Regions from separate parts of the Homo sapiens genome. Here regions 1 and 3 are each linked to region 2. The links are chromatin loops, found by intact Hi-C in ENCODE. Cell type or tissue: CD4-positive, alpha-beta T cell. All regions are shown on one strand. Links, peaks and the distances in the headings refer to the core of each region. The heading gives the core; the rest is flanking DNA. Region 1 overlaps LDLRAD4 (low density lipoprotein receptor class A domain containing 4). Region 2 holds the start of MIR4526 (microRNA 4526). Region 3 overlaps LDLRAD4 (low density lipoprotein receptor class A domain containing 4).

Region 1 (7,582 bases), core at 1,417-6,416, 73 kb after region 2:
AAGGAAGTGCTGGATGGTCTCAGAATTCAGGATGACAGTACCCGGGAGGCTCGCATGTGTGGGTGCATGCCGTGGCAGGAGAAGGCTGCAGATATAGGATGAAGATGATTTTAGGAACAGGAGCTCAAGACCTCTAGTTCCAGCCCCTTTTAGATCCCGTGGTTGTCCCAGGCCCTAAAGGGCACAAAAAGCTGACTGCTCATTTGTGGGCTTGTTATCCACACCAGATGGCTTTCAGGGGTGGATTTAGATTTAATTGGCCGGACTGAATCAGAAGAACCATGTTAAAGAAATCCTTAGGAAACTTACATGGGTGATCCCTAAATTACCTTCCGAAGAGCCATGCATGCGTCCTCTGGCTGCTCCAGGTGTAAAAAATGCCTGTAAAAAGATGGGACTATGGGCCATATTTACCACGTTTATCCAGAGAGTTGATTCTCCTTAATACCAGGAAACTAGGCAACAGCTGGAAAGGAAAATATCAGAAGGACTTGGAGGGGACACAAGCAGGCAAGGTACCTCTGTCCCTCGGTGCTGCTCACACACGAGTGGCCCCTTCTCTTTGTAAATACAGACACCCAGCAGATCTGTGCTCGAAACAGCCCTCCATGGAAGGGGAGCAAACTACAGGAAAGGGTTTATTTAAAAACACCAAGGACCCAAAAGAAAAACCAGAATGAAGTAAGTGCAGAGGAAAGTGTTCTGAGTGTGTGGAGCACCCACCTCCGCCCGCCCCGCCTCCTTATCTTCTCCCTGGATTCCTGAGGGCTGCCTGGAAGAGGATGAATGTCCACACCTCCCTGGAGGAGCCCACGGTAGGGGACGGGAGGCTGACACATAGAGAGGGCGACACAGTGCACCCAGGACTGTGACAGAAATCCATGCAAAGTGCTGAGGAGAAGCCAGCAGGTTCTGCCTGGAAGGTCGGGGATGGCTTACCAGGGAGGGGACAATCATGAGTCCTAGGCAGGAAAGGTCCTCTGGAGAGAGGAAATGGCACACGCGCAAGCACGGAGGCATGAGGGGCCAGGGTCCTGGAGGACACTGGGCCGGGACAGATCAGACTCCAGGCAAGGAGGGAGATGGCGCCAGACTGTGATCATAAGCTTCACGATGATGCAACAGCCAAATATTTACTGTCTCACAGTGGAGATTAAACAGCCTCTCCATAAAACACACCGGCTTGTTCTCTGCATTGACAGAACTTTTTAAACCATGAACTGATTCCCCAACATAAACTACACAACAGCCAGCTTTATGAAGAGAGCTGCATTGCTGTTATATAAGTAGAACTTGAGTAGAGAGTGACCTTTTTCCTTTTTTAGAATCAGGGTCTTACTCTGTTGCCAGGGCTGGAGTGCGGTGGCATGATCACAGCTCACTGCAACCTTCAACTCCTGGGCTCAAGGGATCCTCCCACCCCAGCCTCCCCAGTAGCTGGGACCATAGACATGTACCACCACACCCCACTAATTTTTTTGGGCTATATTTGTAGAGACAACATCTCACTATGTTGTCCAGGCTGGTCTCGAACTTCTGGCCTTAAGCTATCCTCCTGGCTTTAAGCTATCCTCCTGGCTTGGTCTCCCAAAGTGCTGGGATCACAAGTGTGAGCCACCACGCCTGGCGGTCTTTTTCATATATTACTCTCAGTGTGCTAAACTCCTCACACCAGGGAAGGTCCAAAGGTCATCCACACCTTCCTGATTTAGAGAGCATTTCTGAACACTGTGATTCAGAAGGGTGTCCGGAGGCATCTCAGAGGCAGTAAGTATTTTAATTATTAGTAGAAACGTGCAGAGTGCAGAACACCAGAACCAACAGTCTTTCTATGAGAAAGACCAGTTCTAGTCTCCACATGCTCATGTCTCACAAAGGAAGCTGGGACTCCCACCACCTGAGGAGACCACTCTTCACACTGTTCTTCCAGTAATCTCGGTACACACACCCAAGTGTGCACACCCTTTTGCATATATGAGCAAATGCTTCTCACTGATTGTTTTCCACTGAACAGTATAGAGTGAATTTCCTTCTGTAATTTCTTTAACCAAGTCCCTATTGTTGGCACTGGTTAATGTCAGTCCAAGTTTTCAGTATTATAATAAGCAACTTAAAGTGGACCACGCATTTCACTGCTGCAATGAGTGTCCTTGAATAGTTATTGTTGTCATTGGTCTAAACTGCTGAGGAGATTGGTCTGCACATTTTACATTTTGTTGCGTTTTCCTCCAATGTCTTCCAAAATGGCAGCACCAATTTATACCCCGGTGAGAGTGCCTTGCGGGGTCGGGCTGGCTTTGGAGGTGTGTGTGGGCCTCTGAGGGTTGCCACAGCTCTGCAGACTCTGTCTTGGAAACTAGAATGCAGCAGCCCCCAGGGGCCTCAACACTCAAGGTTTCCACCTCCACCTCCACTCAGGGACCGCTGGCAGTGCCTGCAGGAAGGGGCAGGGCTGGCTCTGCTCAGTGCCCACATGAAGGTGCCCACAGGCTCCAAAGAACCCCAGCAAGCAGGCAAGTTGCCCAGCAAGCCCAGAAGTGAGACAGGAAGAAAAACACGGTCGAGACACCCAGAACCTTCCATCTTATAACTGTTATCAGCAGACACTGATTCTCTGGGCATTTCACACCAGATCTTGCTTCTGACACGCTGTAACTAACATGCGTGGAATTTCCCTCAAATTACCTTTCCTACTGCTCATTATAATCGGAAGCAATTTATAATGTTCCTGTGAATTGCCTTGGACAGATTATTTTCCAGCCAGCAGATGTTGAAGCAGACTAATAAATAACCACTGACGAACCCCCACGGAACTCTCTGAAAAGGCTGTAAATATATTTAACAACCCCCAGCATAAACACATCTCCAGCTCTCCACCAGGATTGAATACCTTTCAGAAACTATTATGGATGTACCTGAAGAAGAAGAAGAAAAAAAGGTTATATAGGATGCATTTGGAATGCCCATTTCTTCCAGAAAAAAAATATGAGTCCCAGCATTTCCTGTTTCCTTGGCTTGCCCTTAACAACTGCAGACATCTGCAAACATTAGTGCCCTTACAAATATTGAGTCCCTGTGTTTATTCAATGGCCATTTAATTTCAGATGCAAATGTACTCTGCCTTACAGACTAAACAAAGAATTACGGGGATCTCAATTTCTTGGCCCATATCTTTTGCTAGTTTTTTTAAAACTTGTATTTTTTAAAAAAGACAAACACAGATAAATTGGGAAGATTTGGCATGAAAACAAACCAAACAAAATATTCTGTTTTACTCAACCTCCCTGGCATCTGGCTGCGTAACTTCTGACTGTGGACTTTCCTCATTTCCCTGTTCTTGGGCCAGAAGGAGCTTTGGCATGCGGGTGACCCTGGCTCCATCGGCCCCAACCCTGGGGGTGTCAGGGCCTACAGGACTTTGCCTGTGGGCTGACAGTGGTCTTCAAGGACCCAGGTGGCCATAGCCAGCCCAAGGCATAGCAATGTGGCCCCATGTCAGGACATTTGTCTGCCAGCACCTGTTTCTCCCTTCCAGTGTTGACATTGGTTACACTTCTTTTTTATGCACTATGGGTTTCTTTTTTGAAAGAAGAATTATAATTAGACAGTGAATTCTTTACCTGTTGAATGTGCTTAACCCAGGATGCAATTGAGCAAATATGAAAATATCAATCCTTACATTAGTCCCATTAATTTCAGATGTCATGTCTTTCCTCCCACCAAGACACAGTGATCATGATACCTACTTCATTTGCTTCTCCCATTTGGGCAAATAAGAAAGCACAAATATCACAACAGTGATAAATACTAAATAGGTGCATGGAGTCAGATAGCCACCTTGAAAGAGGAGGAAAGGGGGTGGAAAATAATCTATGTTTATCCACAAAAACATAAAAGGGCTTTCTGTAGTGAAGGATACTAAGTCAAGAAGAGCTTGCATCTGTTTTTCCTATTGGCAAAAGAGAAATACTAGCTTTTTCGTGCTCTGGTTCCTCCCTTGAACAGCTCTTTTTCTATGCAAATATAACAAAAGGAAATTGAGCTACGTTTAGGGACTGAGCAATTACCTGAATAACCTCTTCCTTCAGCTAGCTGGTGTTCAAACAAGCACACAGTTGCTCCCTGACGTGGGTCCTTGCGCTCACACAGTCACATGCTCCCCACCCATTTCCTGGACCCCATGTCTCCCCAGAGGTCTCGAAATAAAGCATTGCAGGGAAGGCATAAAGATGATTTCCTAACAAGCTTTTATCACTCAAACAAGCCTATAAAAGCAATCACTCTACTCTGAGAAAAAGAGTACTTGGCAGAAACTACTTCTCTGTTTTTTCTTTGTAACGAGGGGAGGGGAATTAAAGCCAAAATCAAAAGTTACACCAAAGGAAACTGAATTTCTCATTAAGAGCCAAGGAGGTACAAAAACACTAACCCTAATTTCCCTCCTAGGGACAAATAAGAGAAAGATTACTCATCATTTCTTCAAAGACATCATTAAGCAGATAAACTCTAGAGCCATAAGCCCTAACCAGAGCCTGACTTCCCTGAGGAAGGCTTATTCCCAGTAAGAGTCATAAGGCCAGGCACAGTGGCTCATGCCTGTCATCCCAGCACTTTGGGAGGCCAAGGTGGGCAGATCACTTGAGGTCAGGAGTTCGAGACCAACTCAGTCAACGTGGTGAAACCCTGTCTGTACTCCAGAATACAAAAATTATCTTGGAATACTGGCATACACCTGTAGTCCCAGCTAATGGGGAGGCTGAGGTGGGAGAATCGCTTGAACCCAGGAGGCGGAAGTTGCAGTGAGCTGAGATTGTGCCACTGCACTCCAGCCTGGGCAAGACTGAGACCTTGTCTCAAAAAAAAAAAAAATCATAGACATCAAAATTTTAAATGAGACTCTTCACATCCAAGAAATATGTGAATGGAAAGCTGCATTTTTTTCTCTCATTTATACTCTACTATCCCATTCTTTAAAATGGGTGAAAAAAATATGGGGTAACCTGGAAAATATTTTGAATTGAATCACAGTAAAAATAAAACAATTAAAAATTTGTGAGATACAGCTAAATTGGTGCTTACAGGAATGTCTACACCTTCAAGTGCTTGTGTTATAAAAGAAGACATAAAATCAATTCTCTAAATTCTCACCTTAAGAAATCAGAAAAAGAAAAACAAACTCCAAAGTAAGTAAATGGAAAGAGATAATAAAGATAAGAACACAATTCAATAAAAAGTAGAAAAGTAATAGAGAAAAATGAATGAAGAGAAAAGCTGGGTATTTGACAAGATCAACAAATCTGATAAGTTCTCTAGCTAGACTGGCAAGAAGAAAACAGGGAAGACATAAATTACCAAGATCAAGAACAAAAGAGGAAATACCACTACAGATCCTACAAATATTAAAAGGCTAATAAACAATATTATAAATAATTTTGTGCCAATAGATTTAACAAGTTAGATGAAAATGGACAAATTTCTTGAAAGATATAAATTATGATAATGAATATAAGAAAGAACAGAAAAACTGAAGAGCCCCGTATCAGTTAAATAATCTAAATAATAATTAAATATCTCCCTTTTTCTCTTTCTTTCTCACACACACACATACACACACACACAAATTCCAGGCCCAGGTGGTTTCTCTGATGAATCCTATTAAATACAGTTATGTGCCTCATAACAATGTATTGGTCAATGATGGACCACATTTATAATGGTGGTTGGAGCAGCAGGCTATACTGTACGGCAGGGGTCCCCAACCTCTGGGCTGCAGACGAGTACCGGTTCATGGACTGTTAGGAACTGGGCCGCACAGCAGGAGGTGAGCGGTGGGTGAGGGAGCATTATCTCCTGAGCTCTGCCTCCTGTCAGATCAGCAGCAGCATTAGATTCTCACAGGTGTGTGAGCCCCATTATGAACTGTGCAGGTGAGGGATCTAGGTTGCATGCTCCTTATGAGAATCTAACTAATGCCTGATGACGATTATCTGAGGTAGAACAGTTTCATCCTGAAACTATCCTCCTGCACACCCTCAGTCCATGGAAAAACTTGTCTTCCATGAAACCGGTCCCTGGTGTCAAAAAGGTTGGGGACTGCTGCCATATACCCTAGGTGTGCAGTCAGCTATACCATCTAGGTTTATGTAAGTACACCTACCCCCTTCTGTAAGCAATGCATGACTGTATTTAAAAAGGAAATAATACCACCTTATGCAAATTATTTCAGAAAATAGAGGAAACAGGACAATTTCTCTATTCATTTTATGAACCAATACTACTCTGATACCAAACCAGATAAACATATCATAAGAAAGAGAAGACAACAGACCAATATCTCTAATGAAGCCAGATGCAAAAGTCCTTAGCAAAATTTTAGCAAACAGAATCTAACAATATATAAAAGGAATAATACATCATGGCCAAATGGGATTTATCCCAAACATGTAAGGTTGGTTTAATATCTGAAAACTTAATCAATACAATTTATTATAATTACAGAATATTTGAAAAAAACATATAATCATTTCAATAGATGCAGAAAAAGTATTTGACAAATTTCAACATTTACTTATTGTAAAAACTACCAGCAAAGTAGGAACAGAAGGAGACTTCCTCAATCTGATTAAAAGTACCTACAAAAAACATACAGCTCATATTACTACTCAGTCATAAAAAGCTCTTGCTTTTTATCTTACATGAGGAACAGAGTAAGCATGTCCTATTTTTTTAAATGCTTTTATTCAAGTTTGTACTGAAGGTTCTGAACAGTGCAGTAAAGTAAAAAAAAAAAGACATTAAAGGCATACAGGCTGGGAAAAAAAGATGTAAAACAGCGTCTCTGTTCAAAAGATATGACTTTATGCCAAGAAAAGTCTAGAGAATACACAAACGAGCTACTAGAACAAATAAAGGAGTTTAGCAAAGTCACAGAATACAGGGTTTATGTACACAAATCAACTGTATTTCTTTAAACCAGCAGTGACTTAAAATGAAAATTTTAAAATACTTTCATTTACAAGAGCATAAACAATTCTTAGGAATAAATTTAATGAAAGGTGTGTATGGCCTGTACACTGAAAATTATAAAAGGAAAATCAAAGACCTTAGTGTATGGAGAGATATACCATGTTAATGAATTGCGAGATTCACTATTATTAAGATGGAAATTCTTCCTAAATTAATCTTTCAATTCAGTGCAGCTGCAATTAAAATCCTAGCATACTTCTTCGAATAGGTGACAAACTAAATTGAAAATTTCTATGTAAAGGAAAAGACCTAAAGCCAAAATAGTCTTGAAAAGGGATAAGGTTGGAGAACTTAACCTGATTCAAGAGTTCCTATTAATCTACAGTAATCAAGAGACAATGATATTGGTATACAGATAGACCTACAGATCAATGGAACAGAATAGAGACTCCAAAAAGACACTCAATGTTATACGGTCCTTTATTGTTTAATGAAGGTACTAGGGTAATTCAATGGGGGAAAAGATGGCCTTTTCACCAAATGGAGCTGAAACAATTGTATCTTTATTTCAAAAAGTGAACTTGACTCTTAACTCATACCATATCCACAAATTAAC
Region 2 (7,582 bases), core at 1,624-6,623:
GGCCCCGTGGGGTGCCCTGGGGTGGCGGCAGCCTGATGAGGCCTGAGCCATGAAGGCACTCAGCCCTGGGCACAGGAGGCAGCTCTTCCTGCAGGCAACAAAGACCCAGGGATACCTGGGTCCCAGAGACCACCATCCTCACAGCCTGGTCATCTCACTGCAGCAGCTTGGTCCCTGGCTGCAGGTGACGGTGGCCGGTGGGTGCTCCCGAAGCCCTCCCCTGAGGGCGTCAGGGTCTGGTGCGGGGCCCACACACGCGGCAGAGCCTTGCTCTGGGGACTCTGGGCAAAACCCATCAGTGGAAACAGACCTCCTTCTCGTCTTTAAGTCACAGGAGCCAGAACACTAGCAACAGAAAAGATGAGCATTGTACTCTCTTCAGGGCCACAAAGCCTCCCCAGGCAGGGCCCAGGAGATCCTCAAAGTGAAAACTGCAGTCAACAGGTTCTTGGAAACGTGTGTGAGGATTCCCAGACCCTGAGCCCTGCATTGAGATGCCCTCTCCCTCCATGACCCCCTTTCAAGCTCACGAGGGGGTGTGTGGCAACCCCCCCCCCCCCACCTGTCCTCCCACACCCTCTCAGTCATTTTAAACAGGAGAATTCCACTAAACACCCACAGCCTGTTTTCACGTGGCAGGGCAGGGAGGTGGCTGTGGTGCGTGGAGCCCAGCATCCACAGAAAGGAAAGACACCTGGGGTTTGGGTTTCGTTTTTAGGGGTTGGGGAGGAGTGGGCTGGAAAGGGGAGGCTAAGAAGAAAATGAATTCTGGAAGAACTGTTAAAACAGAAAGTTTAGAAAAATAAAACCCGCAGGAATAGTAGCATTCTTAGAAAATTAATAGGATGCTTTGGGGCTTCCAAGATGCTACACGCCTAACACGGATTCTGAACACAGACCACTGGTTGAGTTTCCTTGTTCAACAGTAACAGATGTCCACAGAAGAGTGCTAGAAAGCAGGGCACGCAAGGAAAGAAGTTGAGGCCAAAGTCAAACGTTCACATCCCCCTTCTACGGCGCTGTAGTTCATGATGCTGTAACAGATGAGTCACTGCAATGGAAATACCGGATACTTTTTAATACATCTAGTCTAAAACTTACAGGAAGGCATCCTAGCACCTTCTTTTATTATTGTACAGCAGTGACAGTGACGACAGTGATGATGGCATCTCTCTATTTTTATGGAAACATCTCCAGGAAATCCCAAGCTGCACAGTGGAGAATTACAGGAACAGAAGAAGTGGTGTGAAGTCTGTCGGTCTCTTCCCTGGTTCAATGAGGAGCTGAACTGAATCATACTAGAGGCATGAGTGTCTGCGCTATTTTTAAAGAGCTCTGGGGAAGTGTGGTTGTCCCACCTTAGGCTCCTAATATAACACTCATTTCTATTTGTGGGATGGTTAACACCATCTTCCATTTGGTCTTTCCTCCACTAATATATTATCCTTCACTGAAGTCTTATTTCTACAGTTTAATTCTTTTTAAGCTCCAGATGTGTTATGTATGCCCTCAAAGACCCTATCATGGGTCAGGGGGCAAGGTCTGGGCCCCTCATGCGTTCCTCTCTTTCCCCAGGCCAAGTAAACACCTTGGCAGGAATCCAGAAAACGATCCACGCAGAACATTGCAATGTCACAGAAATGGCCGCCCACTGGCCACGAAGCCCTGGCCCCACCCTGCGAGGTCACTTCCTACCCTACCAACAGCAGCACCCCACCTCACTCCCCTACGTGCTGGCCTTTCCTGGAGCACCAAACCCAGGGCTGGCTGACCGCAGAGCCTTACCTCCAGGCAGCCCCTTCCCCTGCACGCCTCCTGCCCCACCGCTGGGACAGACACCCACCCTCCCACATGTTGGCTGGGCCTGCTTGGCTACTGCACAGTGAACTTGTCGCATTTCCTTCCTGTCTCTGTCCTCCTCAGCAGAGACGGGTGTGGTGATGAGATGACAGTCTTAGGGGTGTCTTACTCTTTATTTATGGCTCTGTGACACTTTTAAAGTGCTGAATGTTCCTAAAGGCTGGTAAATTCTTTCCAAGATCCTCCAGAGACCGGGCGGCGGTGGTGGCAGGAAGACGGGTGGGGGCAGGAGTTGGAATCTACTTAGACTATAATTGCCTCAAGTTTGTGAACTGTTAGTATAAAAATACTCTTGGAGATTTTAATGGTTGAATGAAGATTCACACTCATTAAACACCATGGTTGAGGGGGAAAATTCAGCCTGTGTTACAAGAATGACTTCACAGCTTGAAGTACAGAAGCAAAACAATAAGAGCTATCATCATACTGATTACATTATATATTTTGAATTTTATTTTCCTTGGAGGTGGGTTGGCTACTCTACTGTATAGTACAACAAGTAGAACGAAAGGGAAAAAAGCTACCCTACAGAAATACCCAGTTTTTGGCGTCACCTGCTGGCTTTATCTTCCTTTAAAAGCTCTTTCCTAAGCCCCGATGATGGGTTCACTACCTTTGGGGACTTCCTGTGCAGCTCTGAACCCTGTTGCAGCACTTATCACTGTCTTGGTGGTATCCATTCTCTGGTCTTCTTCCTCTACAGAGTGAGCCCTGGGTCAACGCCTTGTTCATCCACAGTGTCTCAGCAGGTAGTGTGTGCCTGGCACAAAGTTGGCATTCCCCATTTAGAAGCTGGTGGAGAAGCCCTAAGAACGAAGGGACCCCAACGGCCTGACCTGCTTCAACAGCATCCAGCACAGACACGTATTCTCCCAAACACTTCCTGATGACTTCAGTGGTGCTGGAGTTTTGCTAAAGGTTTTCATATTTTGCAACAATTATTCAAAAATTACTACTCTAAGAGGGTGTGATCTGTCACTGAGAAAAGAGCCTCCTGGTTACTCTGAGCTGCCTGTTTATAGCCATGTATTTATGTACAACATTTGCATGACAATAAAATGAGGAAACGGTCCCTATGATCTGTAGGTGGAGAGATGAACGTGGAGGGCAGGTGTGACCCAGGCGCGGCTACCTGATACCGGCCCAAGGCCAGGTGCCTTGGACGGCACGGGCAGGCGGGCAGCAGCCCGTGATGACTGGACGGACTAGGGAATCCCTCGAATGCAGACTCCACGAGCCCGTCCAGCTGGAGTGGCATCTCCTCACTTTATGAAAGCCCAAGCCTTCATCCACTACAATTACTTCTCACCACGCATTTTAGAATCTAGAGTTTCATGATCTCTTCAGAAAGAAATTTACCTAAATATGTTCTGATCAAAGATGACTGACAGGATTTTCTAAAAAATCAGCAGAGGAGTAAGAGCAATTATAAACCTTTTAAAAGTCTATCCCTCTGCCATGCTATAAATGGAAAAAAATACATACATAAGCCATAATTCCCCCTATAGGATTCATTTAAAATCCACCCTCACCTCCACCTCCACATTATTAATTTAGGAAAGTGCATCAGAAAAAAAACACAGCTGCACATGGAATGGAACCTTCATTTCCACAGGGGAGAGTGGTGGCTTCTGAGGCTCTCATCCCACAGCCAGTCTGTCTGTCTCTCACTTTCTTTGGCTCTCTATCTCTCAGAGTCACAGTTCTCCTTCCTAATAGCTCCTGTCACTACATGGATGACCTAAGAAAGTGTTCAATGAACCAGCCACATCCTGAGAAATACCTTTTCTTTAAAATGCAGTTTTCAGCTCATGAGGGTGAAGAAAAAGGAATTATTAACAAGTAGCAGAATTTCCAGGGGAGGTCTCAGCCTTATATACAGACATTTGAAAAAAACAAAACTCCAAAGCAACAAACTGTGTACTCATGCATAACACCTCCAACAGGAACAAACTAATTCCAGGCTTGAAAGAAGATGAAAAAGCCTGACATGCATCTTCCTAAAGGGAGTCCCACCCGGAAATGTTCTGAGTTGACAGACCCCTCTTAGGTAGAAAGAAACTTCTTGAGAAAGAGCTTCTCCTCTTCTCAGCTCTGTCCTCAGACCAAACTCCAAGAAGAACCACAGCAAACCCGAAAGAGCATGCATCATCCATAGCAGTTCTTGGGAAATGTACCTTTTTTTAAGAACAGGTCTTTGAACTGAGCCTCCTTCAGTGTGCTGTTGTTCAGGTGGTCACTGGACATAATCAGGTCCTCTGCAAGTGGGAGTCCAACTGTGACGCAGCCCCCCCACGTTCAAAGCATCCCTTCAGCTTCCGGCAATCTCCTCTCCAGGCAGCTCAGAGCTGCAGTTATAGCTGGCATGGGGTGTGGGAGAGTGTGTGAGCGTGGAGGGGGGGGGGGTGTGTTTCTGTCTGCCTCGTTCACTCTCTCTCTACTGTATCAGCAGGGCCCACCCCAGGTGCTAGACTCAAATGCTGTGGCTCCGACCGCAGACTGTGGCTACCAATTATCAACTGCCATCAACAGAAACCAGGAGCTCTGCGGCAGGAAGCCGGCCGTGTCACCGAGCAGAGAATAAGTCCGGGGTCTCCGATCCTGAGACCAGCTGTACACCCAGGGCACTACTGTTTACAGCAACGTCTATCAGTGAGCAGTCTGCACTTCTCAGGTTTGGCCTCACACCTGGACGTGTCACACACACAGGCAAGCAGAACGCAGCTAGACGGCTCATCTTGTCACACTGCGTTCAGTAATCTTTTCAACAGGCAAATATCAAACCAGTCCAGACAGAAAGGAGGAAATCTGCAAGTCTCACACAATACTCCTTCCCTTGATCTCTGCTGGAAGCTTTCAGTGTGGAAGGACCGGAGAGGGCGCTTACCAAGGCAGGACACGCGACAGGCGGGACGCTCACGTTAGGCTCGCGTGCTTCTCCCCTGCAGATCCGCTCCCAGAGCGTGCTCGCCCGGCTGGGAGCACCCACAGCGTCCCTCAGGCTGCGAGCCAGGCTGCGGGCTGTCCTCTTCTGGTGCTCCCTCTCCACATCCTCTAACTGATGGGAGCAGCTCCCAGCGGCTCTTGCCACCGAGCTCTGTACTGGCAAGGCGTGAGGTCCTAACCGCAGCAGGAAACACTGCGCGCTCCTTTCCCCCCGGCTCGCTCTTCCCTCTTGGCTCTCCCATTCATTCCCTCTCCCTCTGCCTCACATCATTATTCCCCATGTATGGTAGCACAAAAACACCACAGAGACTCCTTCAAAGTCAGGATGCTCAATGTTCCTAGGCAGTTTTAGTTTATAAGGATCAGAAATTAGAGAACAGAATCCCAGGCAATTCAAACATGAAAGCAGAGACATGTCTCAGGAGGGCGCTTTCTCCTGGTTCATTTTGTTCAAGCACAGTCTCTTTTCCCCGAGGTCTAAACAGTTTGTTTCATCTGAGTGTAAAACATCTCCCGTGCATTCGGATGCCCCCAGGCTGTGTGAAGAAAATTCAGGGCAGGCTGCGAGTCTGTCGCAGTTTTCAGAGAAAATCACGGGGTGGCCGTGGTGGAAAGGGCAGCCTGCCATGGTAACGCTGCAAATAACCCCCACCACAAGCACTGCCGGGAGCCCAGAATAGCCTTTGTTTTTCCTTATTTAGGGTAAATAGGAATGACATGTGGGCCATAACAATAGTTTTGGCTGTAGGAGGAGTTGTCAAAGCAAAACTAAACTCTGTTGGTTACTACCAGCGTTAGAAGCCAGGACAGTGACGTTAGCGGCCAGCCCTGCTGTCAGCCCAGCACGTCACCTGGGGCATGACAGCAGGGACTGGGCCCTGATGTCACCGCAGGGTCCTCCAGGTGGCTAGAAGACATCACTTTCTCATGTTCTCATTTTTGGGGGCAGGGGCAGAAAAGCAACAGAAGAACCACCCAGAAGAGTTTCCAGAAGCTTCACGTGGATAAAAGGAAACCAGAGAATTTCAGCAAGGAAAGTGACCATTTATTAATATACAGCCGCGAGGGAAATCCGGATGGTATGATTCTTCCTGAGCAATTTCCGAATTAAAAATGGAACTCCCCTCCCTGTGCCAGACTTTCCCTGACTTCTCAGAGTCACCCTGCTGGGTGAATGAAGAGGGAGTCACCCTCAGAAAGAGGCAGCTTCAGAAAGAATTAGAAGCTGCAGCCACTTCAAGCCGCCCCTCCCTGGCTACCAGCGCCCCTTGTCCCTGGAGCCCCGAGGCTCCTTGCCACCTGGGCCAGCACTTCCTGGTCAGGCTCAGTCACATGATAGGCTTGCCCTCAAGCCAGGGCCTTAGTGAGGAGCGCTGTAGGCCACTGTACCTGTCTGTTTCTTAAAATTAGGGCTTTGTGGGGCAGGCACGGTGGCTCAAGCCTGTAATCCTAGCACTTTCGGAGGCCGAGGTGGGCGGATCACCTGAGGTCAGGAGTTCAAGACCAGCCTGGTCAACATGGCGAAACCCGTCTCTACTAAAAATACAAAAATTAGCCAGGTGTGGTGGCACACGCCTGTGATCCCAGCTACTCAGGAGGCTGAGGCAGGAGAATTGCTTGCAACTGGGAGGTAGAAGTTGCCATGAGCCAAGATAGGGCCACTTCACTCCAGCCTGGGCGACAGAGTGAGACTCCGTCTCAAAAAAAAAAAAAAAAAAAAAAAAAAAAAAAAAAAAAAAATTAGGGCTTTGGTGAACTTCATGGAACTGGAAAAGTTCTTCTCTCCTTTGCTAATGAACATATTTGCATTTTGAAATGGTTATAAATAGCCCGCTCTGGGATTTAACATGGTGTAAAATGAATATTTCATATATAAAAAAAGAAAATCAACATTTTTTTCTTTCATTTAACGGCCATCAGCTATTCCCCAGTGTCTCAACACACTTACTGTGTTTGGCTAGCTTCCCTGTCACTGGGCATCTTGGCCATGGGAGCCAATCTTTTTCTTTTCTTTTTTCTTTTTTTGGATGCAGTCTTGCTGTGTCGCCCAGGCTAGAGTGCAGTGGCGAAATTTCTGATTACTGCAACCTCTGTCTCCCCGGTTCAAGTGATTCTCCCACCTCAGCTTCCCGAGTAGCTGGGATTACAGGCGTGCGCCAACATGCCGGGCTAATTTTTGTAATTTTTGTATTTTTAGTAGAGATGGGGTTTCACCATGTTGGCCAGGCTGTCCTGGAACTCCTGACTTCAAGCGACCCACCAGCTTCGGCTTCTCAGAGTTCTGGGATTACAGGTGTGAGCCACCACGCCCGGCCATGGAGCCGATCTTAATTAAGCTCCTTGCCCACTCAGTTTAATGTTCTCACAGTTCAACCTGTTTAAAAACCACTTTCAAAACTTTTGACTTTATGAATACAAGTTTACTTTGAAAACATTGCCCACACCTAACACACACACACACACACACACACACACGCACACACACACGCATAATGAGCGCTCCTGTGGGTGTCTGGGGACATGGTGTAGAGTCTGTCTTGGGATGTGTGGCTTAAACACAGGCACAGGGCCTCTCCCAGCGCCTCTGAGGGGCTGTCTGGGCGGATGTACTAGATAGTGCTCTTGAGTTTTGTTTTTATTCCTTTTAAGCACCACTTGAAGATGGTGCTTCAGAAAGGAAGTTCCGAGGTCAAGTCGTGACTCAGGGTTCATGCCCTGATACACAGCTCACCCTGGCTGCATGACAGCACGTCCATCACTGGGAATTTTAGCTGAG
Region 3 (7,582 bases), core at 797-5,796, 54 kb after region 2:
TGGTTTTTCTTTTAGGTTTTCTCTAATATAAAGAAAACAGTGGTTATTTATAATCATTACTGGAGGGTTTGACAATCAGGAAAACATTAGGTTCAGCTTCTCCGAAATCGATTTGAGATTCACAGCAAGTCCTCATTACACTGCACCACTAGCATAAATTATTGTATATTTTAATGCTCCATATCCCACAACATCCAAGAGATGTTGGTATCAATCCTACACTGAGTCAAGACACGCTTCGGCATACATGTCATCACGTCCGTCTTTGCACAGGTGTCATCACGTCCGTCTTTGCCTTCTCCCAACATGTTTCTTGAACGATAATCAGGACACCACTCCCGATGATGAAGTACACTTCCAACAAATGACTGCTCATCAAGGTCTCAGCTGCAGTGTTTAATCACGCAGCAGAAACCATTTATTTTCTCATATACTTCTCTTTCTTGAAATATCTCTTAATTATCTCATTTACTCCTATATAAAAATGGTGCTCAAAAATTTAATTACAAGGGCAAGATCTTAAGGAGTTGCAAGGTGTGTGTCTATTTCTCGAAGAGACATTTTCAAAAGCCCCAAATTCTATGACTGAGGAAAAATAACTGGATGATGCCCCAGAAAAGAGTAAGGGGTGATAAGTTAACGGAAGCCCATTTCCAAAACTAATTACCTATATATTGTTTCCTAAAAATAAATTCACCCACTCATTTCATGTCACGCTCTTAACGCCTTTCAACCTTTCAAACGTGGAACCTGAAGAATAGCTCCAGTGTGGGCCCTGAATATCTGCAGGATGTTCCCTGAGACAGTAAGATCTGGTAACTGGGGAGCTTTACATACCTGTAAGGCCAAGTGACACATCATAAGCCAATTCACAGGGGAAGAAACAAACCCAGAGCTCTTGGGAGACCTTCCTAAGGTCACACAGATGTGTCTCCATAAAAATCAGAACGAGGCTCCTGGTTTTCCTTTATTTCACACAGGCTTGAAGTTGTTTTGTGCCAAGAGAGCCACAGTGTTAGGCACCTGCTAGCTCCCAGGTCACCTGCAAGCCCTTCCAAGAGTCATTTCAACCGCAGGTCTGCACTCTGTTCTCTACTTTCTTCTCAGCCACAGCAACAACTACAGCTTCATGGACACTTGATGTTGGAATTGAGATTGGAGTTTTCTTTAATTATTATTCTCAACTTAAAAAGCTGACGCTGAAAAGGGAAGCTTGAGCTCAGCAGATCCTTTCACAGAGAGGCTGAGAAGACAAACTCTCTGATTTCTGGTCTTCTCAGAAAAGATTAAAGTCAAAAATCATGGATGAGGAGACACAAATCTGTCTCCAAAATCTTGCCACTTTGGCGTTATGAAGGTCTTTAAGTCAGTCACTCAGAGCCCTACCAGGTCATCTGAAGGGCAAATCCATAGGAGCCCATGGGAAGAGACATCAGCCCCCGTCATCCCCACTGGCACAGAGCCTCAGGTACGATGCAGGTCCCTTCAAGGACCAACCAAGGACAGCAGCACAGTCTGCAGGGGAAAGACCCGAATCCCCTTGGGCTCTGAGATTGGGCCATTACCTACAGCTTCCAAACACCTGCTCAGAAGTCAGAGAAAAGGTGAGCAGCCGGACAGACTCCTTGTGACATGGGCTGTGCACATTCGTCCTTCAGCAGTCTCACCTGGGGTGTTTTGAGGATGGGGTTGGCTCAGGCCAACAGACCCAAAAGCAGGGGGACACCCTCTAGGGCTTCAATTCCCTGAAAATAATTCCATGGTTTCTATATTTGCTCTGAACAATGTAAATCAAAAAAAGAAAAAAATAAAAGCATGACAGGAACTAGAGTTCCACTTTTTCTGCTACCAATTAATCCAAAAGCTAAAAAGTACCCATATAATACTCAAAAGCTATCAGAGCAAAGGCCCTGGATTAGGGACTCCTTGTTGCTAGGTAGTAACGCCCAACCCTGTTGATTATGCAACGGCAGACCAACATCTTGGTTTGAAGATAGGCACTTCTTGGTCAGGGGCAGCAAAGTGCTGTCTGGATACAAGCAGAGGCTGTGTACCAGCTGTGCTGTCTTTGAACTGGAAGAGGCATCAGAGATCTCCCGCCAACTCCTCCATGGGCAACTGAGTCCAGGAGAGGGGCAGTGATTTAGCGAATGTCCTGGAAAAGTCATTTGCAGAGCTGCTGTCTGAACCCAGTTTTCTGACTCTCAGGGAGTGTGATGTTGGTCTCTAGACAGAAGAAATAACAAATAGCTTACATGTATATATATACATATATAAAATGTACATACATACATATGTACACAGATATACTTGCATTTCTATATGTATATATACATGTAAGCTATTTGTCATATATATGTGTACATGTGTATATGTACATACATACACATATATATGATACATACCCATATAAATTCACACACCTACTTAGAAATTTCAATTCTAGACAAATAGAGACTAATAATCCTGTTGCATTTTTTTAGCATATTGGGCCTTATATGTAACTAACAAATTATACAAATAACTTGGCTGAAGTGTCCAGACCTTTTCCATGAATGCCATTTCAAGGCAGGTTCCCTCTTCCAGGTCTCTGGGATTTATCTCATTTGTTTGTTTGTTGGTGAGGGGCTGAGTCACAGAAGCAGCTTCAGAAACCCCACAAGGAAGCAGCCATGCAGATGCTGTGCTGATCACCCACTAAAGTGTCCCTTTGTCACTAATCAGTCAAAAATTATTTATTGAGGAAAAATGAAAGTAGGGACTCCCTCTTTCCTTAAAGAGACAGTGACACCTTTACAGATACCAAAGATCAGTGGTGATCCATCGAGACTCCCTGCTTACTTTTATCTAATGCTGGTCTTGCAGCCAGTGGGGTACTACATTCTGGGGTGCTGCCGGTGGCACGTCTAGTGACAGTAACAGTACTTCAGTGCCTGCGAGTCGCATTAGCTGGGGAGCTGGTGTGCTTCCCACTTCTGTGATTGCCCTAGTGCACAGGGTGGCCCCCGATGACTTGCTCTTGTAGAGGGGCAGGGGGAGGGCTGGGTGGGAGAATTCAAGGTTATGTAATGCTTACTGTTGATCACCTATTAACAGAAAGCAATGGTGGCAGAGGTTCTCTTTGGGTGTTCATATTTTATATTTTTCTTACTGTTTTATATTTTTCATACTTTTTAAAATTTTTCTTAGTTACACTGGCTAATAGCAAAATTATTTTGCATTTCTGAGTAAACAGTAACTCCTATGGAAGATTACCCAGAAACACATGAAGTCCTCGTGGGACTCGTTCAGCTAGCTGATAAACATTTACGACTGAGCCATACATGTGCCGATCCTACTAGGAATAAAAATTTGCTACCCATATCCCAGCAAGTGCTGCCAATTCTTCGGGTTACAGCTACATAGATATAGCTCTTCCTCTATTACTGCTTTAATGCTTTATGAGTAAGCTGGGATGTCTGTAGCCAGGTGGGTCTAGAACAATGTTTTCCAGGAATGCTCTTCACCACGTGGCCTGGGCAACCTGCCCCTGCTGGCCAGAGAAGTCGGGTACGAATAGGGGAACTGAGGTAGGCAAGTGGTGCTTCTGCATGCCCCTGTGGCCTGGGCGGATCCCCAGGGATGTGTCTTCAGAACCCATCATGTCTTGTTTTCTTCTGCCAGAGTGACACCTACTGGGAACTATGGAGGAATGCAGCCCACTCCTCCGATACAGTCCCACTCAATATTCACCCTGGTCTATTTTTGCACAAGGGTAAGAATTTCAACCAGCTTGGATAAACACACAAGTTGTGTGACATGAAGATAAATTTGGCAATGGTTGCTTAGAAACTGACAACAGTGCAATCAATAGGCAGTTTCCCAGAGCGCCCTACTCCAACACCTTTTAAAGTGCCAATCAAAGTTTGCAAAACCATTCATTATATTTCAATATGTGGAATTTTTTTGTACCTTGAAAAAATGATTAGATTTTGTTCCTGTTTAACAACTTACTTCTAATTCAAATTCAAAGTGAAAATAATGAGATTGGGCATCAAGAATTTGGACATACTGGTGTCTGGTATCGAGGTTCTTCAGCTACTCAATGCACGTGATGATGGTGATGATCATGATGGTAACAACAGACAATAACACATATATTACAATGCCACATACTAAGTGTTTTACAATTCTTAGCTCACTTCTTAACAATTTCTCGTCTCCCTATAAAAAGCTTTGTCTAGGCCGGCTGTGGTGGCTCACGCCTGTAATCACAGTACTTTGGGAGGCCAAGGTAGGCAGATCATGAGGTCAGGAGATCGAGACCATTCTGGCTAACACGGTGAAACCCCATCTCTACTAAAAATATAAAAAATTAGCCGGGTGTGGTAGCGCATGCCTGTAGTCCCAGCTACTTGGGAGGCTGAGGCAGGAGAATGGCGTGAACCTGGGAGGCGGAGCTTGCAGTGAGCCAAGACCGCATCACTGCGCCCCAGCTTGGGCGAAAGAGCGAGACTCAATCTCAAAAAAAAAAGGCTTTGTCTAAAGAAACCATCCTTAGGCACTAGTGTTTGAGAAGGTCAAGTTTAGGTTAGGATCATGTTCAAAGTGAAGACAAAGTCTAGTTTTTTGCTTATTTTCTTTTGAGACAGGATCTCACTCTGTCACCCAGGCTGGAGCACAGTGTTGTGATCATAGCTCACTGTAAGCTTGAACTCCTGGGCTCAAGTGATCCTCCTGGCTCAGCCTCCTGGGCAGCTAGGACTATGGGCATGTGCCATGATGCCTGACTAATTTTTTTTTTTTAATTTTGTAAAGATAGGGTTTGCGGTGTTGGCTAGGCTGGTCTCAAACTCCTGGGCTCAAGTGATCCTCCTGCCTTGGCATCCCAAAGTGTTGGGATTACAGGTGTGTGCCACTGAGCCTGGCCGTGCTTATTATCTCCTTAAGCCAGATGAAAGTGCTGTAACGTCCAAGCTTGGTTTTCATCACCATGCATTGCTAATATCTATTAATCACCCTTTATAAAGCATTAATCACCCTTTAAAGGGTGGTTCTCTTTAGACGGGGGAAAAGAGCAACTTGACAGTGAGGAAACCTAATACACCTCAGTCAGGTGATCAAGGTCACCATCAGCAGTTATAAATCACGTTTAAACTACATACCCTTGATATGATGCACAAGGACAAGGACAACCAGTGACAACCACTCCCCATCATGGCCTTTTCCAAACATATTCCCGTGTATCCCATTAGCAAGTCTTTGTTTACCCATGGACACTCCCTTTCCCTCAAATACATCATCCTCAAAAGACCAGGCTTAAGTACTCCCTGTTCTGTGAAGCTTTCCTTGTTCTCTAAGGCAGAAGTTATTTCTCTCTCCTTGGTCTATGTGGTTATTTGATCTGGGCTCATGATTTTTCTTTATAAAAGCCTCTCTGGATTCGGGCATAGCCAAGCACCAAGCCTCACTCTCCCTGTGCACCCACCTTAAACCTCACCCATGAATTTCACACAATTAAAGAGACTTAGATATACTGCAGGTAATCATGTGTCTTCACTGGATGGTAAGGCTCTTGAAAGCAGAGTTTATAGCAATCCAATTTCTGTCAACTCAGAAGTACTTGTTCCAGCAAGGCCCTAGGGCCTCCTGATAACATGTAGAAATGACAATGACCAGTCACAAGAAGGTAAGCTCTGTTCACCAAAAAAAGTTCCCCACTCTCCTAGAAACAACAATGCAATAGACTCAGAAATTCCAAGTACTTAATACATAGCTTAACTGAAATCAAGTTTCCAGACACGATGAACTCTAGAAAATAACATACACTGAAGCTGTAGAAGATGAGTTTTATTTATCCAATTTATGAGTTCACAAATCATAAATCTCAGTGACTCCGAGTAGTTTGGGCAGGAATGCATTCCAAAACTACCATCTGGGTCATGCTAGATGGAGAATAAATCTAATGCTTACCACAGATTCACATTCTCTCTATAATAAGCTGCAAGGAAGACACCAATGAAGCTATTAAAAATAAGGTAAGAATAATTCACACAAACTGCTTTCCCGCCTTCTTAGAAAATAATACAACTCCCAAACAAGCTCTAAGTAATAATCCAAGAAGTCCCAATTATTCCTCATCTATACCTTAATTATTATATACTTTATAAACTTCTTTCCATCTGCAGTTCTGTGTCTTTGACTAATTACAGTGAGTTTCTCTGAGACACACCTGGCTTTACTTAATGAGATAGACCATGTAATTTTTCAACTCAAAAACCAACTGATCACATTGCTTTGCACCCTAGGGTAGCAACTGCTATATGCCTTATAGGGCTAAATAACAAATAATAGACACTTATAGTTTGCATTTTCTAGCCCATTTTACAATGAAAACAGTGATCTGAAAATCAACAATTTATCTAATATTGAATTCCATAGGTAAGAGAACATAAGCTCTTTAATCAAAAGTAAACCAGCTGAATCATTTCTACAAAGAGAAAAAGAAGAGTAAGAGATGAGGGGAAGGAGGGAGAAGGTAGGCTGTGACTCATTTTACTTCTGTGTTATTTGCAATCAGACTTAAAATGTATCCCCAACTACTGCAGAAAGATAGTGCTGAGGTTAAATGGTTCCACTGAATGACATTCTTTCCTCTTGCTGATTATCTTTTTAAAAAGTTAACTAAAGTCTATAGTTTATTTCTATTTTCTGCGTTTTCACCTAATGTCCCTTTTCCGTCCCAGGATCCCACCCAGGATGTCTCATCACCTTTAGTCACTGTGTCTCCTTAGGCTCCTCTTGGCTGTGACAGTGTCTTTGACTCTGTTTTTGATGATCTTGACAAGTTTGAGGAATAACAATCAGGTATTTTGCAGAATTCTCCTTGACTGGGATTTGTCTGCTGTTTTCGCTCATGATTAGACTAACTTTAAGGGTTTGGGAGAGGAGGGCCACAGGGTAGAGTGTCACTTCCGGCACATTATAGCACTGTAACGCCAACGTCAGTGTTGGCGTGATCACCTGGAGTGTTTGTCAGGTTTCTCTACCATACAGCTGCTCTTTCCTCCTTTCATGCTGTACATGTGGAAGGGCATCACAATGCACAGTCCGCATGTCAGGAGCCAGGGTTAGGCTCCCTCTTTGAGGGCAGAGTGTCTACATAAATTACAGATTACCATTTGAAAACGTGAGAGTGGAAATATCATTAAAATCTTATTTTTAATGGTCAAAGGTATTAAAATAATTTCTGCTATAATGTTCCTGAATATTAGTATTCCCTAAATAAAATATTATTAAAGGGCAATAGGTTATTGTAGCAAAAAATTGTGAAGATCTGTTTGAGAATGTCTTTGGACCCCGAGTCTTAGGTGTGTAGGTATTCATACGGAGAGCCAGGGGTAGATGCTGATGCCGTCTACACATGCAACACACAACCCTTACACATGAGACCTGACTACATAAAGGTGAAAAAAAATATTAACAGAAAAGGCTCCATTTAAAGCTACATTTTAAGGTAAATGCTTAAAATAGCACTACCAAAATATACAACTAGTTTGTTTCATTTGACTCCCTTGACACCTAGAAAAACACGTAAAAACAA

The links. A loop is a pair of places that touch in the nucleus more often than their neighbours do. Peaks named below come from ENCODE experiments on the same cell type or tissue, not always from the same donor. Only the 100,000 strongest peaks of a DNase experiment are listed, where the experiment ranks them.
Region 1: a loop joins it to region 2, with 4 times the contacts of the local background. A loop is called at or near these places in 5 of 110 quality-filtered maps.
Region 3: it touches region 2 in a loop (3-fold over the local background); 58 of 110 quality-filtered maps call a loop at or near these places.

Annotation. Positions count from the first base shown.
Region 1 is chr18:13,535,818-13,543,399 of GRCh38, reverse strand. The region is part of intron 4 of LDLRAD4 (low density lipoprotein receptor class A domain containing 4); the gene reads right to left. Among named protein-coding and RNA genes, the nearest start is that of LDLRAD4-AS3, 69 kb to the right of the region's middle. RefSeq lists enhancers at 467-988, 989-1,512. In CD4-positive, alpha-beta T cell, for the core only: no CTCF peak of the experiment used is centred there; DNase peaks (open chromatin) are centred at 2,469 and 4,139; H3K27ac peaks cover 941 bases.
Region 2 is chr18:13,609,230-13,616,811 of GRCh38, reverse strand. All of the region lies in intron 4 of LDLRAD4 (low density lipoprotein receptor class A domain containing 4), which reads right to left. It overlaps MIR4526 (microRNA 4526), which reads right to left and starts at 5,698; the gene lies at 5,612-5,698. RefSeq lists enhancers at 302-351, 1-474, 2,501-3,018, 3,019-3,538, 3,959-4,188 and 2 more. In CD4-positive, alpha-beta T cell, for the core only: no CTCF peak of the experiment used is centred there; DNase peaks (open chromatin) are centred at 1,841, 2,501, 4,361 and 5,631; H3K4me3 peaks cover 2,472 bases; H3K27ac peaks cover 996 bases.
Region 3 is chr18:13,554,340-13,561,921 of GRCh38, reverse strand. The region is part of intron 4 of LDLRAD4 (low density lipoprotein receptor class A domain containing 4); the gene reads right to left. Among named protein-coding and RNA genes, the nearest start is that of MIR4526, 53 kb to the left of the region's middle. RefSeq lists an enhancer at 3,401-3,500. In CD4-positive, alpha-beta T cell, for the core only: CTCF peaks have their summits at 3,462 and 3,662 (motif pointing left); a DNase peak (open chromatin) is centred at 3,651.